Regions from separate parts of the Mus musculus genome. Here region 2 is linked to region 1. A link is a loop called in an ENCODE intact Hi-C map of the cell type or tissue named here. Cell type or tissue: left cerebral cortex. All regions are shown on one strand. Links, peaks and the distances in the headings refer to the core of each region. The heading gives the core; the rest is flanking DNA.

What was found. Hi-C counts contacts between places; a loop is a spot of excess contacts. Peaks named below come from ENCODE experiments on the same cell type or tissue, not always from the same donor. Only the 100,000 strongest peaks of a DNase experiment are listed, where the experiment ranks them.
Region 2: a loop joins it to region 1, with 8 times the contacts of the local background. A loop is called at or near these places in 2 of 42 quality-filtered maps.

The regions. Positions count from the first base shown.
Region 1 is chr6:127,837,086-127,845,423 of GRCm38, reverse strand. No RefSeq gene overlaps it. Among named protein-coding and RNA genes, the nearest start is that of Gm46976, 9.4 kb to the left of the region's middle. In left cerebral cortex, for the core only: no CTCF peak of the experiment used is centred there; DNase peaks (open chromatin) are centred at 1,298, 3,943, 4,409 and 5,032; H3K27ac peaks cover 535 bases.
Region 2 is chr6:127,898,355-127,906,692 of GRCm38, reverse strand. The region is part of intron 1 of Tspan11 (tetraspanin 11); the gene reads right to left. Among named protein-coding and RNA genes, the nearest start is that of Tspan11, 15 kb to the right of the region's middle. In left cerebral cortex, for the core only: a CTCF peak has its summit at 3,681; DNase peaks (open chromatin) are centred at 3,940, 5,283, 5,530 and 6,158; H3K27ac peaks cover 396 bases.

The DNA.
Region 1 (8,338 bases), core at 166-8,165:
AACCCCCTGGGGATGTGGTTAAGTGGGAAGCAGAAAAAGCAAGCAGTTTGGAAGACCCACTAGTTTATGAGGGAGACTCAGTGAAAGGCACCAAGAACACTTCCATGAGCCTGAAGATGGAGTTTGGGAAGTGTCCTAGAGGATTAGGGGGAGAGATAAGGGGGAAACAGAAGATGGAGACTAGATGAAGAAGAAATGCCAAGGTCCATGAAAGATGACTCAGAAAAAGAGATACAAGTGTATATAATGACTACATTTAAAAAAATAAAGATGCATGTAAGACTTCATATTGGAAGAGGTCATAGAATGCCCGGTGCTATAGGTAAAATTAAAAAAAAAATTCTGTGGATACCCTTGTGATAAAATTTAGGAATATGAACTTGAATAAAGAATATGCAAACAACTCACTAACTACACCCCCCCCAACCCAACCCAGACCAAACTACTACCACCAACTTCTCTTATATTAGTCAACTAACCAACAGACAGAAAAACAAGCAATGGGGCTGGGGTTTCCAGCATTTAAACCCTGCCTCACAGCTGTCTCCGACACCTTCTGAACCTCTGAGGGCACTAGTTTGCAGGTGATGTGCATGCACACACACACACACACACACACACACACACACACACGGGGGTGGGGTGGGTGGGTGTCAAAACACCCGTACATGGAAAATAAACCTTAACAATCCCAATAGAACAAAGCTAAACATGAAACAAACACTTCTTCCCTCAAAATCAAGAGTCAGATGGACATTTGTCTTGTGGACAGGGACTCTTCACAGGCTCTGATTGGGTCTGTAATCCCAGCACGTAGGAGACTAGACTGAGGCAGGTTTGAGAGCTCGAGGCCAGCGGGAACTCCATAATCAGTTCTTGCCTCAAAAACAAAACAAACAAACAAACAAAAAAACCAACAACAAATGACAGCCAAAAACCCCGAAAACCCAAAACCCAAAACAGCCAAACATGGGTCATCAGCAGCAAACCTCTATTAAATTTCCACAGTTCTAAGGGTAAGGAGAGCGAGGTGAGCCCTGAGCCTCAGATCACCATGGCATGAACTAGTAATTATGAATAAAGGTTCAGTTTATGAAAATGGTCACCTCTTTGGAAATAATTTCTAGTTAAAGAGGCATTTCTATAGGGAAATACAAAACAGCGAAGAAGAGTAAAGAAAGAAAAGAAGCCAGGAAGGAACAGGGACAGCCAGTGCTTACAAGGATGCATTTTCATCACCAGATAAAACTGCCAAGCAATGAAAATGAGGACATCAATTGCAAAAGTGACCAGGAACAAGTGACACAGAAACAAAGCAGAGTGTGAGGGAGGAGTTGGGCTGGCACACATGACAAGCTAGAAAAGGTGGGAGAATGCCAGGAATGAGAAGGTATATATATATATATATATATATATATATATATATATATATAGTTACGTATAAATATATATTTATATGGTATAATTAAAAATAAAAAATAAGCATTTACATATTAGGATATATACAATATATATAATCTAGGAAAACAAAATATATACAGCATAGAGCTATGAAAGGAATTGAAAACTGAGACCATGCCCTATTCCCTGGATTAAAGGCCCACACCCACAGTTTTTAGGCCAGTCTCACCAAATTTAAGGAACCAGAATATTTCAGAAAGCAGGAAGAGATCTCTCTGCCTCACATATTTTACAGTACTAGCTGGCATTGGCTTCACGATCAGATAAAGTAGCAAAAGAATATTATTGTCTACTTAATTTGGATTTCCTAATTAAATATTAACTCCTGAATCCAAGAGTATATTTTAAAGTATAGAATGGTCAGGTAGATTAACTCTAGAAGTAAATTTGTGAACAATCAAGTGCCATTCAAAATCATGAAATTTATGATAGGAAACAGCGATAAAGTTGACATATCACAAATTTGCTGTGAGTGTGTACATTTATAGGGAGGCTATTAATGATCTTATTTTATGACCTGGAACAAAACACGGGTTACTTTTTAATATACTATAAAGTCTCTTAGAGACATGGGAAATCCAACAGAATCAAGAGAGAAATCACTAGAATAAAATGTTGGCAAAGTTACTAGCCAAGAAGATCACTTACAACAAAGAAAAAGCATCAAATTTTCTTTCAAGCCAGCTAGAATATGTAAGAGGAGAAATGGGTGCTACTTTCAGGACTAAAAAAAAAAAAAATGAAATGATTTCCTTGGGGAAAGTCTAACAAAGAATGTGACTTTTAATGATGAAATTTTAACTTTTATTAAAGGTGATAAGACCTAGGACTATGTTCATAGCAATGTGGGAAACTTCCCAAATGAAGCCACCCTAGAGGGCTACTTTAAAAACAGTGAATGGCAGAGGGTGGGGGACTGGTTTAGACAGCGAGAAGGATTATTTATGCGAATGTGTGTGTTTGTCTGGATGTTCGCATGTGTAGCATGTGTGTTTAGTGCCCATGGACGGCAGAGAGGGCATCAGATCTTCAGAGCCAGAGTTTACAGATGGTTGCAAGCTGCCATGAGGGTGCTGGGAACTGAACCCCGGTCCTCTGCAAGAGGGACAAGTGTTCCTAACTGCTGAACCGTCTCTCTAGTGCCTTACCAAATATTGAACCGCTCGAGACAAGGATCTGTCGACCCCTCGGATGATTTTGAAAAGGTGGAAATGAGACTCCCCTGTCACTCAGTGTAATGTGCTACAGCGTGTGGAGGTCATTAGTGAAGGCTTAGGGGGGCGTGCACGCAGGTAATATTCTCTCATCCCCAGAGGTACATCTGTATGCGAGAGGAAGAAGGTTTGTTCTTGTTATGAGCGATGATGGAGGTGCTATCTCTGTGCCTGTCCGTCCCTTTGTGTGTATGGTGGTGGTGATGGTAAGGGGGCGAGATAGGGGGCAAATAAAATGCAGAGGAGTGGTGTTTAATAAAAGACCAAGGTGACAGATGGGTGATAGAAATGAAGTTCTTTACAACTTTTAAACCTGAAAGCTGGGTTGTTGTAGCACCGGCCTGCAATTCCAGCTACTTGGAAGCTGATGCGAGAGGATCCAAAGTTTAAAGCCTGCCTGTGCTACAGAGCGAGTTCAAGGCCAGCCTGGCCAACTTAAGGAGACCCCCCCCCCCCCACTTCAAAATATAAACAAGGGGCAGTGGCAGAGTCGTGCCTAGCCACGTGCATCACTCTCCGGCACTGCAACGGAAACACAAACAAAATCCAAAAGACAACAAATTAAAGAACACTGACGACAGCAAGAGCCAAGACTTGGAGGTCTGAGGAGCACAGCAGTGACTACCACAAACCAGGAAGGAAAAAGACAGGAAACTGGCTACAAAGTCAGGCAACTAACCTGAAGTCACAAGATCCTAAGGGACACACAGAGAGATGCTCAAACTCGCCAGTGACCAGAGAACGAAACAAGATGCTGTCTCTCAGCTAGCTACCTGATTAGGTGGTAGTGGTTACCACGTGGTGATAGTCGCAGCCTGAAGACGTTAATGTGGAAAATTCTACAAGAAAACAGTACATACATACATTGTAATTTTATTTTCAATTTACACATTGTCCTGTAATGCCCTTCCTGGGAAGTGAGCCGTCCTCTGTCCAGCTTGTTCATACTGAATACATACACTACCCATATCAAGGGTCTGTAACTCCAGATCCAGGGAATCTGATGTCCCCCTCTGGCCTCACTGGACATCCTTAGTCACATCCACACATGCAGGGCACATACACATGATTAAAAATAAATATTTAAAAAACAAAAATTAAACTCTTATCATATATGTATGTGGCTCTTAGTTAATTTTCTTATTGTTGTGACAAAGGTGCCCAAGAAGGCGTCTGGAGCAGGGAAGGTTTACTGTGAGGGCTGGCTTAGGTCTTCTTGGCAGTGAGAGTGAGCAGCAGGACTGTGAGGCAGCCTGTCCGTCGCACCGGCTGTCAGGAAGCAGGCAATGAAGAATGCTGGTACTCGGCTTGCTCTGTCCTTTTCCTCTCAGTCTGTGGGATGGCGCTGCTTACATTCAGGGCGAGTCTTCCTACCTCAGTCAACCCTTGGTAGAAACAACTTCACTGACAGAGTGACTTCTATATCTTGCCAAGGTGACAAGACTGACCACCACAGTATTTGTGTGTGTGTGTGTGTGTGTGTGTGTGTGTGTGTGTGTGTGTGTGTATATATATGGTGTCTCTTCACAGCAGTAGAAACCCTAACTAAGACGACCTCTTAGGTTGGGAGGTGACTGTGCTCTGTGCAGCCAGAAGCTTCAGCAGCAAACTCTTGAAATCATAACACTGATAGAAATGTGAAGCATAGATTGTTGAGTTGGCTCAGCAGGTAAAGGCGCTCGCCACCAAGGCTGATGGCCTGAGTTTGATTCCCCAGGATCCGTGGGGTGGAAGGAGAGAACCAATGAGTGAGCAAACAGTTGTTAAGCAGCACACATAACTTGGTGTCACCCTCATGCAGTAGTCACTGTCATCCAGAGGCTGGAGATATTCCCAAGGGCATTTGAACGAGTCCCTAGAAGGGTGTGGGGGTGGGGGTGGGGCAAGAGGAAGACGAAAAGAAAAACAGGAGATTTTATACAATGACTTGTGTATCTATTGTGGCCTAGAGGGCACAAGGGACTCAGAATTTGGGAAAGCCACAGCCTTGAAAGCCCATTTGGGACACTGAGGGATGCAGGAAGGTAGCCCTTAGAGAAAAGTGACCGTAATGTGTTGTAGGGAGACCCTTCTTGCCAGGCACAAAAAGACAGCAACAAAGAAATACACGTCTTTGTCAGTTCTGGTTCACTTTGTGATCTGTCTCTTTGCACACGGAGAAAAGCAGGCCAGCATTCCCTTTCCTGTCTAAAAAAGGTTTCTGGGCCATCTTTCCTCACTGCTATATTCTGGACATACTAATTTTAACATAACCCCAAGCAACACAAAATTAAGGAGCAAGGGCTATTTCAACACACACAACACAGAGCGGCTCTGCTTCCAGATGCACAGCCGTGATGTGGGTGTTTCTCTCTCTCTCACTGTGGGCCACGGCTGATGTACTAAGTTCCGGATGGAGTGTTCCAGGACTCGCAGCTGCTCTCAGACACTGTACAGAGGCAGGAGCACAGGGGGTGTGCTAGAGATGGCGGCGTTGGTGATCAGACCATAACTGCTCAGAGTCTGAGCCACTGACTGGCAAGGCTTTGCATGGATGGACAATTAGAGCCTAACTCAGAACAGTCTTTGGAGCCTCACTCCAAGGGACCAGTCTCAGGGGGGACAAGCAGTGCTGGTACTGCGGAGTTTTGTGATTGCCGAGTTCCAGGTTCTTGGAGACTTTATCAAACAATCGAGAAAGTATACACAACTGATAATGGTTTTGTTAGGAGAGAAAGAAACACTAGAGAAGATTTGCTGCAAGCCCAGTGTCAGGATCTAGCCAGACAGCTGTTGAGTTCCTTACTTGTTTTTTTTTCAAAGATTTTTTTATTTTGAGTTTAGGGGTGGGAAAGGAGCTGATCCCCAGGGGTGGAAACTGGGTGGCCCCTTGGCTTGACTGGCAGATGGATTATCGCATAACTTGGGATGTTGTGCAAACCCCATCATTGTAAACGTACTTACTTTGGATGTTCCATGTGGGTACAGGCTCTTCAGTTTAGACAAATATCCCTACTCATGCATATTCATGAGGTGGTAATGAGAGCTTTCCCTTGACAGGTTGTTTCAAGGGCCCCACCTGTCCTCTTTGCACTAAATACTGGCTTACACTGGCCCCCCTTTTTCTATGAGCAGGTACCCAACCAAATACTAGTTGCTGATGAACTGTTGCCCTGCTGGGAAGGGACACACAACATACTCTTTTCAGACAGAGTGGACTGAGTCTCTGGCCTTGCTGCTACACTATCCTGCCTCAACTTGCCCCCCAGAGAGAACTCGCTCCTTACATCTTTTAAGCATGCAAAAGGGTAAAGTTTCAGTAGCTGCTTTTCATTGAAATGAGGACTCTAACAATCAGCAGACAGTCTCTCCAACCATTCCTAAAGGGAGGCTCCCTTGGGTAGGACTGAAAATTGTCCAAGCATTCCTTGCATCTTGCATTCCTTGACAGGGGGTCAAGCTTGGGGACGGGGACGGGGGTGGGGGGGGGAGGGGAGGTGTTCTCCTTGCTGAACTGTCAGGTTGCTGTTTTGGCCCAGGAGGATAATCCATTCATGTTTCTGGATTTCTTTCTGGAATTGGGCTGAGGTCTTGTTATAATGTCATTGGAAGCTAGAGTTGTTGAATCCTGGAAGAAATGAGAACTGTTTATTGAGAAGACGTGGGGAAGGGCAAGGGTCAGCAGAAGAATTAAGGATAGATCAGACACAACCAGAGGAAGGAGCTGGGAAGATCCCAGCTCTCCAACCTGTGCTGGGGAAGGTCCATTACTCAAGTGCTTGACGGTACCACCTTCAGGGATATTTTTGACATTTTATTGACATTTTATTAGACTTTACTTGTTAACTTAGAAGCAATATTTTCTCACAACAAGCAGGTTGTGAGAGCCAAAGTTAAGTTTTAAGTTTTAATTATTGTGCCTAACAGATCCATGGAACAAGAGTGCTTCTAACCTATAAGCCACTTGGCCAAGGACAGACACCACCTGAGATGCTGGGGGCTATTGTTTATGAAAGATACCAGGTCACATGTTTCCATTCCCCTAAATGAGTCTGTTTGACCCAACTGCACCAGATGTACTTGATCACATCCTGCTAGGCAGGAAATATGCCAGGATATATGCTTGCCCCAAACCGATGGAGGCAGGAGGTAGGGAAAAAGAAGTATGTCAGGGTATACGTTTGTCCAATTGGACCTAAATGGACAATGCATGGCCTTATGGGTTTACCTTTGTAAGCCTCTGTAAAATGTGACTCATCACCATTTTCTGGGAACCCGGGAATGGACTTGGCCAGAGTCTATCATCCTGGCCAGTGCTTAATTAAAGCTTACTTCAAAATTGGCTCAAAATTATATGAGTGGTCTTATTCTCACCTGGGGGGATTAATAGGTCACCTCATGTCCTCCTATAAGTCAGCCCAAGGAAGTCAGCCCAAGGCTCATCCCTGCTGTTAGTTTCAGATTTTTGTTATTTTAAAAATGTGTGTGTGTGTGTGTGTGTGTGTGTGTGTGTGTGTGTGTGTGTGTCATATGTGCACAAATATAGGTGCCTTTGGAGGCTAGAGGTGTCTGATATTTCCGGTACTGGAGCTTGTGAGCTGCCTGCCCCTTGTTCTATGACTTGAACTCTGGTCCACTGAAAGAGCAATATGGGCCCTTAACTGCTAGCGGAGCTATTGCTCCATCCCCGGGGCCCCATCTACTTTGAAGGACAACCTCTGCAAGGGAAATCTAATTGATCTTGGATGTAGGTGAACCTCTATGCTATTTCTCTAAAAGCCCCTGGCTGTCTCTTTTGGTAGTTGTTGCTGTTAGATTCCTGGAGAACTTCTCCTAGTGGATAGGCTGCTAGCCGGAGGCTGAGTAAGTAAGTAATCCACCCAGAGAGGCATCCACGAGGAAGCTGGGAGGGAATGTTTCTATATAGGAAAACATAAAGAAGCCTTTTCCTGGTCAAGGACTTGTCTGGTGTCTTAACTTCCAAGGAGCAAGCTCTACTCCACATGAAAGATCATGCGGGACAGGCCTTACATCCACATATCCAGTACTAACCTTGAAAATCTGCTGCTTTTTGCTTATAGAGATGATAATAGTCCAAGGTCTTAATAAGGTCAGGTTCTCCGATGAATCCCTAATTATTATACTGAGGTAACCGAGACCTCAGAAGACAGGCACCACACAGTCTCTCATTTGTGGATCCAAGCTTCCAATATTTCCTGGAGTCAGCATAGAAACCAGGAAAGCAAGCAAGAACCATGGGTAAGGGCAACAGAAGAAAAGAAGGCCTACAGGCTGTTACGGGGGAGATAAGAAAAACGGGGCAGTTAACTGGAAGTGGGGAGAGAGGCCGATACTAGGTGAGAAATGGAGGAAGAATATACCACTAAGGGTATTTTGCAAAAGCCATGGGGGAAAATAAAATGTAGGGGCTTGAGAGAAGACTCAGCACTTGAGGGCACTTGCAGTCTTACAGAGGATGGTTTAATTCGCAGCACCCACAGGGTGGCTCACAGCCACCTCTGTCTGCAGTTCCAGGGGTGGGGGTGGGGGTGGGGGTTGATGCCCTCTCCTGGTCTCTGCACAGGCACTGTATCTATCACATGGCGTACTTAAATGCAGGCAAAACATTTGTACACGTGAAATTCTAGTCATTTAAAGATCCATACATATGCGCATGTGTGTTA
Region 2 (8,338 bases), core at 126-8,125, 61 kb before region 1:
GGTCCAAACCCTGACTCCCTCAGTCTTCTTTCTCTGCAAACATGACCTTAGTGTGCGGCTTCTTCTTTAGCCCAATGACCTTCTTCCTTGTAGTAAGCACATTGATTCTTACCTAATGGTGGTCAGCAGCTTCTTTAGACTCCTTCCCTCCAGCAATCTGTTGGAACTAGTGTTTCCTTTCCCTTGGATCTGAGGTGTTGTTGACTAGAAGGACTCTGGCTAAATCTCTACTCAATGTCTTTCCTGTCTTAATCTACTTTTCTTCTATATGTTCTCTGTTATTGTATTCTCTGTTATCCTTTTCTGCAATTTCCACTAGATCTCTCAATGACTTTTCTCCTCATCTTTCTTATCTCTGTAACTTCTTCTTGATGTCTGATGCTGACTTACTGATGAAAGTCAGGGTACCATGCCAGATTTCTCTGTTTTCTTGGGTTCTATGTGTGTGTAGTGGCAGAAAGCCTCCATGACTTGTTTGAGAAATGCCACTGGTCTTTTATCAGTTCCCCACCTAACATCAGAAACCTTGGCCAAATCAGTGGGTCACCTAGTGACAGCTTTGAAACCTACCAACAGAGCTAGGCAGTAGACCTAGCTATGTGTCTTACCATCAGCTATGCTGAAGTACCAGTGTGGTCTCCTAAGGGAAAATCCCTCATCAGTATTGGCTTGGTTCTGGATTGGGATGCTGTTATTTTCTGTAATGTTTCTCAGAGCCTCCTGGATAACACTTTGTCTTCTACTGCTGACATCATGGGGAGATGGAAGGTCCCTTCCGTTGGCCATCCAACACTCCAAACTTCAATAAGTGGCCATTTTCCCTTTCTTTACATCTACAGAGAGGTTATGAGCTTCAGCCATAACTTCCTTAAAATGAGTCAGAATGAGATTGAGGAGGTGAGAGGCAGTCTGTACCATGGTTGGGGGTCAGACTGTCAGGACATGTGGGACTACCTGGGGATGGAAGGGTGAGAGAACCATTTTTTTTTTGAAACAGGATGTCCTAGTTTCATTTCTTTTCCTATGATAAATAATAACCCTACAAAAAGCAGTATAGGGGAAACAAGTTTATATTAGCTTAGAGTTTCCGGGTACAGCCAACCATTGTGAGGAAGTTGGGGAAGTGAAGGCAGAAACTTCAAACAGCTAGTCACATCACATCCATAGTCAAGAGCAGAAAGAAATGAATCTGCACATGCTCACTTGCTGGCTTACTTGTGCTCACTCTAATTTCTTCACTCTTACATATTTCAGGACTCTTTGACTAGGGAATGGTACTGCCCACAGTAGGCTGGTTCTTCCCGCATCAACTAAATGAATTATATAATTCCCAATAGACAGGCTCTCAGTTCAATCCAATGTAGACAAACCCTTCTTCTCAGGTGATTCCAGGTTGTGCCCAAATTGGCAATAACGATAACCACCACATGGTCTTGCTATGTAGCCTAGTCTGGCCTAGAAGTCACAATGCTCCTGCCTCTGCCTTCCTGATGAGAGCATCACAGATGTTTCTTATCATTTCTATATCAACCTCTGATGCTGAATCACAAGCAAGCATGTGGGTATGAAAGGGATGATTGTTTCCCAGAATCCCCGTTTTAACAAGCTGCCTCTTTGTCCTCTGAGAGGGCTAGAATCCTAAACAACTGTATTCCCTGCCCACCTAGAGGCACCAAGGCTCAGAGAGCTCCCAGCACTGAAGCGACTTTCCTAACCTTCCATTATCTGCAAGCTAGCATCGCTACATCAGAGGGCCATCAGGATGCCATAACAGAGGTCAGGGCCTCATGAAGGAATTAGGCCTTTTCAGAGCCCTAGCAATTGGTGGATGCTCACAGGCTGACTATTGCCTGTCCTAGGCGGGGACTATGCTAAGACCCTAAGGACTGAAACGGGACATCTGTGGCCTGGAAGATTCATGGCCCCTCCCACTGTGCCTAGTGAATATTGCCTACTGGGCTCAGGAGGTAACTTTAGAGTGGTTCCTACCAGGTTGCTTGGAGATCACATGGACACCTGGGGACTCATTGGCATGTAGATGACTAACCTGTCCCAGGGTCCCAGCTCTTCAGGGTTGGAACAATACTCAGCCAGAGAGTGACCAATGACTCCGATTTCCTAGGACAGTGATGCTTCTTGGAAGACGGGATTTTTGAGGCCGGAACCAGGAAAGACTTGTCTTATCTTGCTTCAAGATGCTTCTGATGTCAGCATCTCATTTTGACTCAGAATCCTGGGAGCCATGTCTAGGGACAGTCAGATATCACCCAGGTGTGGTAGGAATCATGTAGTGTGGGTATAGCCTCTCATGGGACTCATATTTAAGACAGTTTCCACCAAAATGCTGAAACCTTTTCACAGATCTCTGGAGCAGCAGCTTCAAGTGCCTTTCCTAAGTGGTGGTGTTGACAGAGGAACAAAGCTGGATTCAGGGGCTGCTAAGTTCACAGGCATGCCACAGGCCTTCTTAGAAAAGCAAGAGCAGATGTCATGTTGATGTCATGTTCTGGGCCATTCCTGAGGACTGGATATGTAATGTCACCAGTTGAAAGACTTGGGGATGACTCTTTCTCTCTCATCTGCAAGCCTGCCCCTCCAACCCCCATTCCCAGGGAATGGGTCTCAAAGAGCTCAGAGGATGAGAAGCCATAGATGGAGCCCAGATGGGCCTGCTGTCCTGGTGGAGTCAGGAATGGTTCTGACAAGGCCAAGAAGCTGGGAGGGCTCTCAGTCATTTCAGAGCTGAGAGCTGCAGGGGTGTTTGGAAGGAGCCACATGATCCTTGGATGTGTGTGTGTGTGTGCTTAGATATGTGTGTGCATGTGTGTGTTTAGATATGTGTGTGCATGTGTGTGTGCACTTGTGTGTGTGTGCTTAGATATGTGTGTGCATGTGTGTGTGCTTGTGTGTGTGCACGTGTGTGTGTGCTTAGATATGTGTGTGCATGTGTGTGTGCTTGTGTGTGTGCACTTGTGTGTGTGTGCTTCTGTGTGTGTGCATGTATGTGCGTACTTGTGTGTGTGTGTATGTCTGTGCTTGTGTGTGTGTATGCATGTATATGTGCACTTGTATGTATGTGCTTGTGTGTGTGTGTGCTAGTGTGTGTAGGTAAAAGGACAACTTTAGGTATTGATGCTCTTTCTACCTTTTTTTTGAGACAAGGGCAGGGCTCTTATTTATTATCTCTGGCTCTCAAACTTCCAGCAGCTCTCTTGCCTCCGCCTCCCATTTCCAGTAGGATCGTGCTGAGATTACAGACCCGTATACTATTTTCTGTTTCTTTTTTAATGTGAGTTCTGGGGATCTGAACTCAGGCCTTCAGGCTTTCACAGCAGGGTCTTTTTCTCTATGGAGCCATTTTTCCAGTCTGCCTGTTTCACTGAGAACTGAAGCCAAGCCCTGGATACCAGGAGGAGCCACAGGTCATGTTGTGGTTTTGCGGTCCACAGAAGATCCCTACTCCTGGTTGGCAGTTATGACTGAGGACTAGAGAGGGAAGCTAAGCTGAGGGTCCCTGTGTGTCCCTAATTTGCTGCTCAGTCCCCTGGTGGGATGCTGAGGGTGAGCCTTAGCAGGACAGTGTGTCTTGACCGGTCTCCTGTAGCTCTAACTTTTGTTTTCCGATTCCTTCAGCTTGATGATCTCATGTGAGAGGTAAGATCATGGTGTCTGTCCTGGGTGTAGACTGCACTTGGGACCGTAGGAGGCAGCAGCCCTGAGTTAAGATGGCAGTCCGTGAACTACAAAGGAACTGCCGATGCTCATAGAACCTTCCAGATTGAGCGCTTCCTTGCTTCTGGCTGCCTGAGCTGGAGACTTGGAATCGTCTGGTTGTGAGCTCCACAGTGAGGCATGTAGGCATGAGCTTGCGTCTCTGGGGAGGCACTACTTTGTCAGAGTGTTGATGTTAGCTCCTGCATACACGTGGATGGATGTGGGCCACTGTTTGGATCAGACTAAGGGTTGATTGCTAACTATAGAGTCTCGTGGATGGTGCTGTAGGTGGACCTTGAATTAAGATCCTGGCAGTAAGAATACTTAGTCTCTAAGTCCTCTTTGATGCTTTCCTAAGTAAGGACAGGATGGGACTTTTTTGGCCTCATTTGCAGCACCAACGTGTGTTATATGTGGGAATCCACCCCCTGCCCTGTTTTTAGCTGTGTGCTCCCATCAGGTTCCACATGAATATGCACATGCAACACACACATACACACTGAGATAGACCTAGACAAACACACACACACACACATGTATACATATACATACACATATATACATACATGTGCACATATATATATATATATATACCTATATGTACACACTGTACACACACACATCACACACACTCACATACTTACAAAAGTACACATACATGTGTCTACATGAATGCACATACATACATACACATAAGCATTTACACAAGCATGCACATATATATATATATATATATATATATATACACACACACATGCACACACACTGACACACACATAAGCACACATATACACATACACACATGTGTGCACACATATGCACACATGCACACTCAGTGTACACACACAAGTACATACAGATTCATATATACACACATGTGAATATACATGTGCGCACATGCATGTGCACACAGTCTCCTCCGGTTCTGTTTGCTGTCACTTTCTGCTAAGTGGTTCTGACTTTTTTCCTTTAAAAAATTGTAGTCTGATCTTTGAAACAGGAACTTCCTGACACATATGACAAGTGTCAGTGAATAAACAAACACAAGAGCAGCACTAATCATTGGGTGTGAGCACCAGCTGTCACCTCCAGCACTGTGATCCTTGGCAAGCCGAATGGCCTCCAGGGACTCAGCATCCTGCTTTGTAAATTGGAGATGGTGCTGGGCCAGTTCTGTCTCCTTTCTGGGTAGTTTTGAGGATTGAATGGACTGGAGAACTTGCAAATACTTCATGTCCTGAAATGCTCAAGGGATGATTGAATCCGGATCTTGAAGGCCTTCCTCAGCGAAGGACAGTGGGATGTCGGGGAACCTTGCTATTAAGGTAGCAATCCCCATGACCAGATGGCTTTCAGTGCTGGATGCAAAATGGTACTCTATCAGTGCAAAAAGTCCCTCTTTATCAGTGGGACTTCCCTGTCTCTGCCTGCCTTTGAACACAGGTCGCTGGCCTTGTCTGAAATATCACCTTGTACAGAGCTCTCTGCAAGCTGCAGCACTCAGCACACATCCCGCTCTGGCTTCCTGCCCACATGATAATTAGGTGCTGTACTATATGCAGTCAGCCTTTCCTGCTTGCTTGATGCCATGACCAATTAGCCCTTTCCACCGGTACCCCTGAAAACACTCATATACACCCTATCCCTGACACAATAAAGTAGAATTGTCTCAGCTGCAGCAGTTTCCAGAGGTCATTCTGCCATACACACAGCCATCCCAACCCTGCTCTTTGCCTCTGCCCCCTTTCTCCCCTCATTATGGTGGCCAACAGCCTTCAGGGAGAAAGCAAGGACACAGTGGAAAGTGGGTGGTGTGTCAAATCTCGGTTGCTGTGACAAAAATGCCAGGGAAAAGTCAACTTAAAAGAGGAAAGGTTAATTTTAGCTCATGGTTTCAGGGGTTCCAATGCACACAGCTGCTAGGCACTGTCACTCTGGGCCTCTGGTGGAGGGGGGACACAGTTCTATTGACCTTATGGTGCCCAGGAAACACAGTGTGGGGACAGGGTCTCAATAGCCCCTTTAAGGACACATCCCAGTGACCTAACTTTCTTACATTAGACTCCACCTCTTGAAGGTATCAGCCCCTCCCAATAACACCACCTTGGGGGCTGAGACCTCTACTCAGAGGCCTTTGGGAACATTCTAGACCCCAGTTACAGCATCTGGGTTACCCCAAGTAACATACTGTCTGTGTCTGCTAGCTCCAGGTCCTCTCTTCCGGTGTCCACTTTGCTTACTAGTGTCTCTGACCAGAAAGATGGTTACTAGAGAGACCCTGCTCCCAGCTGACCATTATCATCCCCTTACAAGAAGCCAAGACCTTTATTTAGCGAAGTACACTGGTATGGGCAGGAAAGTCTTTTTAAAACAAGTAGGAAGATAGCACTGATGGCTTCCAACCTGAGAGCAGGAAGCACACACTTTACATGTGTGGGTGCTGAAAGGCACGCTGCAGCCTGGGTGACTTACAGCCAGGGCTCCAGCAGGTGCCACCCACATGGCCTTGGCCATCACAGTGGGCATGAGGTCATCAAATGCAGATGGTGACATCTATCTCGGTGCTTATGTCACCTTCCTCAACCCCAATGACTTAAGGAGGCTGAAGGACACCCAGCCTCTGGCCCCAGTCCTGTGTGTAGCTCTCTCTGATGCCAAGCTGTAGCTTTCTTATGGACTACAAGGACGGCCTCCCTTACTGAGTCAGGCAAAAGTGTCCCTTTCAAGTGCTTTGATCGCGGTTATCTCGGATCATTTCTGCATCCCTGATAGAGGTGCCCAGCAGCCCTCGCACATGACACACTGGGTGTGACTCAGAGTCTGTCATAAGTAAATCTCTTTAGGGCTCACAGGCACCCCAGGAGATGAGTATTAGAACTGTCTCCTGCTACAGATGCAGAAAGGGCCACTGAGGTCAGACAGAGGTCACACGGTTAGCAAGCTGAAGGTGCTCAGGCAGTTTTAGCAGGTGACATGTTTCCATATTCTCACCCAATGTCATGTTTACACCTATTGTGTCTGGGACAATACCAGTGATGCCTATTGTCTTGCTATTGTAATTATCAGTAATGTTCCGTTCACTTTAAAAAAAAGTCCTGGGTGGATGCTAAATGCAGGCTCATCGCTTTAGTGTCATGCCATCTGTCTGCAATCTCCCATACTCCCCAGCCTCTATCTTCCCACTCCATCTTTTCCACCTTGGTGGGTTTCTCCAACTGTGTGTTGCTCTGAAATCCACAGTCATCAAGTCCCCTCCGGAAGCCCAAGCTACATCCTGCCATTGTAGTCAACACTGCCTTCAGAGCTCCTGGTGGTGAGCCTTCGGCGTCCCAGACTTCCCCAGTGTTTGCTGTGGGTGCAGCTTAAGGACTGTAACAAAGACCATATAGAGAGGGTTCAGGAGTTGTGCAGTAACACAAGGAAAGCTGGGCATGTGTCTCAGTCCCCAGAACTGTAAAAGCCACACAACTGCCACCATGACACCACTGGGAGCTGGAGCCTCCTCTAGAAATATCATTCAAAGTCTTGAGGCAGGCAGTGAACATTGTGTCCAGCTGATGCTGGTGCAGCTGGTCTCGGCACACACAGTGTCCCTTGCATGACAGGGAAAGAAATGAGACTGTGTGATCAGGATCTATAATGACTGTGCAGTGGAGCTGCCGACCCATCCTGGACTGCTACCTGGGAGACAATTTATGTTTCAAGCTACTGTCCTGCTGCGTTTTGTTTCAGCAGCTCAGTATTGTTTTTCTCCCTGGATTGCTTCTCTGGGAGTCAGTCTTCTCTGGTTAATGTCTCTCTCAGAAAAGAAGAAATGAAATTCTGCGGTAGCTCTGCCTCTGGATGAGGGGAACCTGACCTCCCTTAGAAAGAACGACAGCTGGTGTGAGGTCAGGTTCAATGCTATGTCTACTCCCAGTCTCCCTATATCTCTGGCCTCCCATGTGCTCCCAGGTCCTGTCTCCCTCTAGTTATTCGATGACATATCACTTTTCCTGTTGCTATGATAAAATATATGACCAAAGCAACTTAAGAAAGACAGCTGTTTTTGTTCAAAGTTTGAAGGATAGACTCCATCATGGTGGGAAAGACATGGTGGCAGAAGTATGGGACGATTGGTCATGCAGTATCCATAATCATGAGACAGGTAGGGAGGGTGGGAGGGAGGGAGGGAGGGGGCTGGTGTACAGCTGGCTTCCTTTTTCTTTTTTCTTTCATTTATTCAGTCCAGGACTTAAGCCCATTGGATGGTGAAGTCCACATTCAAGGGTGAATTTCCCCCTCATCAATTAAACCTTTCTGGAAACATCATCAAAGGCACACTCAGAGGCAAGTCTCCTAGGTGAGTCTAAGTCCAGCCATGTTGACAAGAAAGATTAACCTTCCTTTTGCCACTTAGGTCTGAGGTCATTCCCTCACCCAGACATTCTGAACTCTCTACTGTCTGATGGGCACCTCTCCATATTTCTCAAAGTCACTTCTAATTGCCAAGAAAAGAGATGGCTTTCAGCCTTCTTCATGAAATTGAGACACTGGCCCACCTTCATTTCCCAAACCCTCCCTTCTTTTTGTATGTTTGCTGGGGATGGGACCCAGAGCTTCATGATACTGGACTTACGTTAAA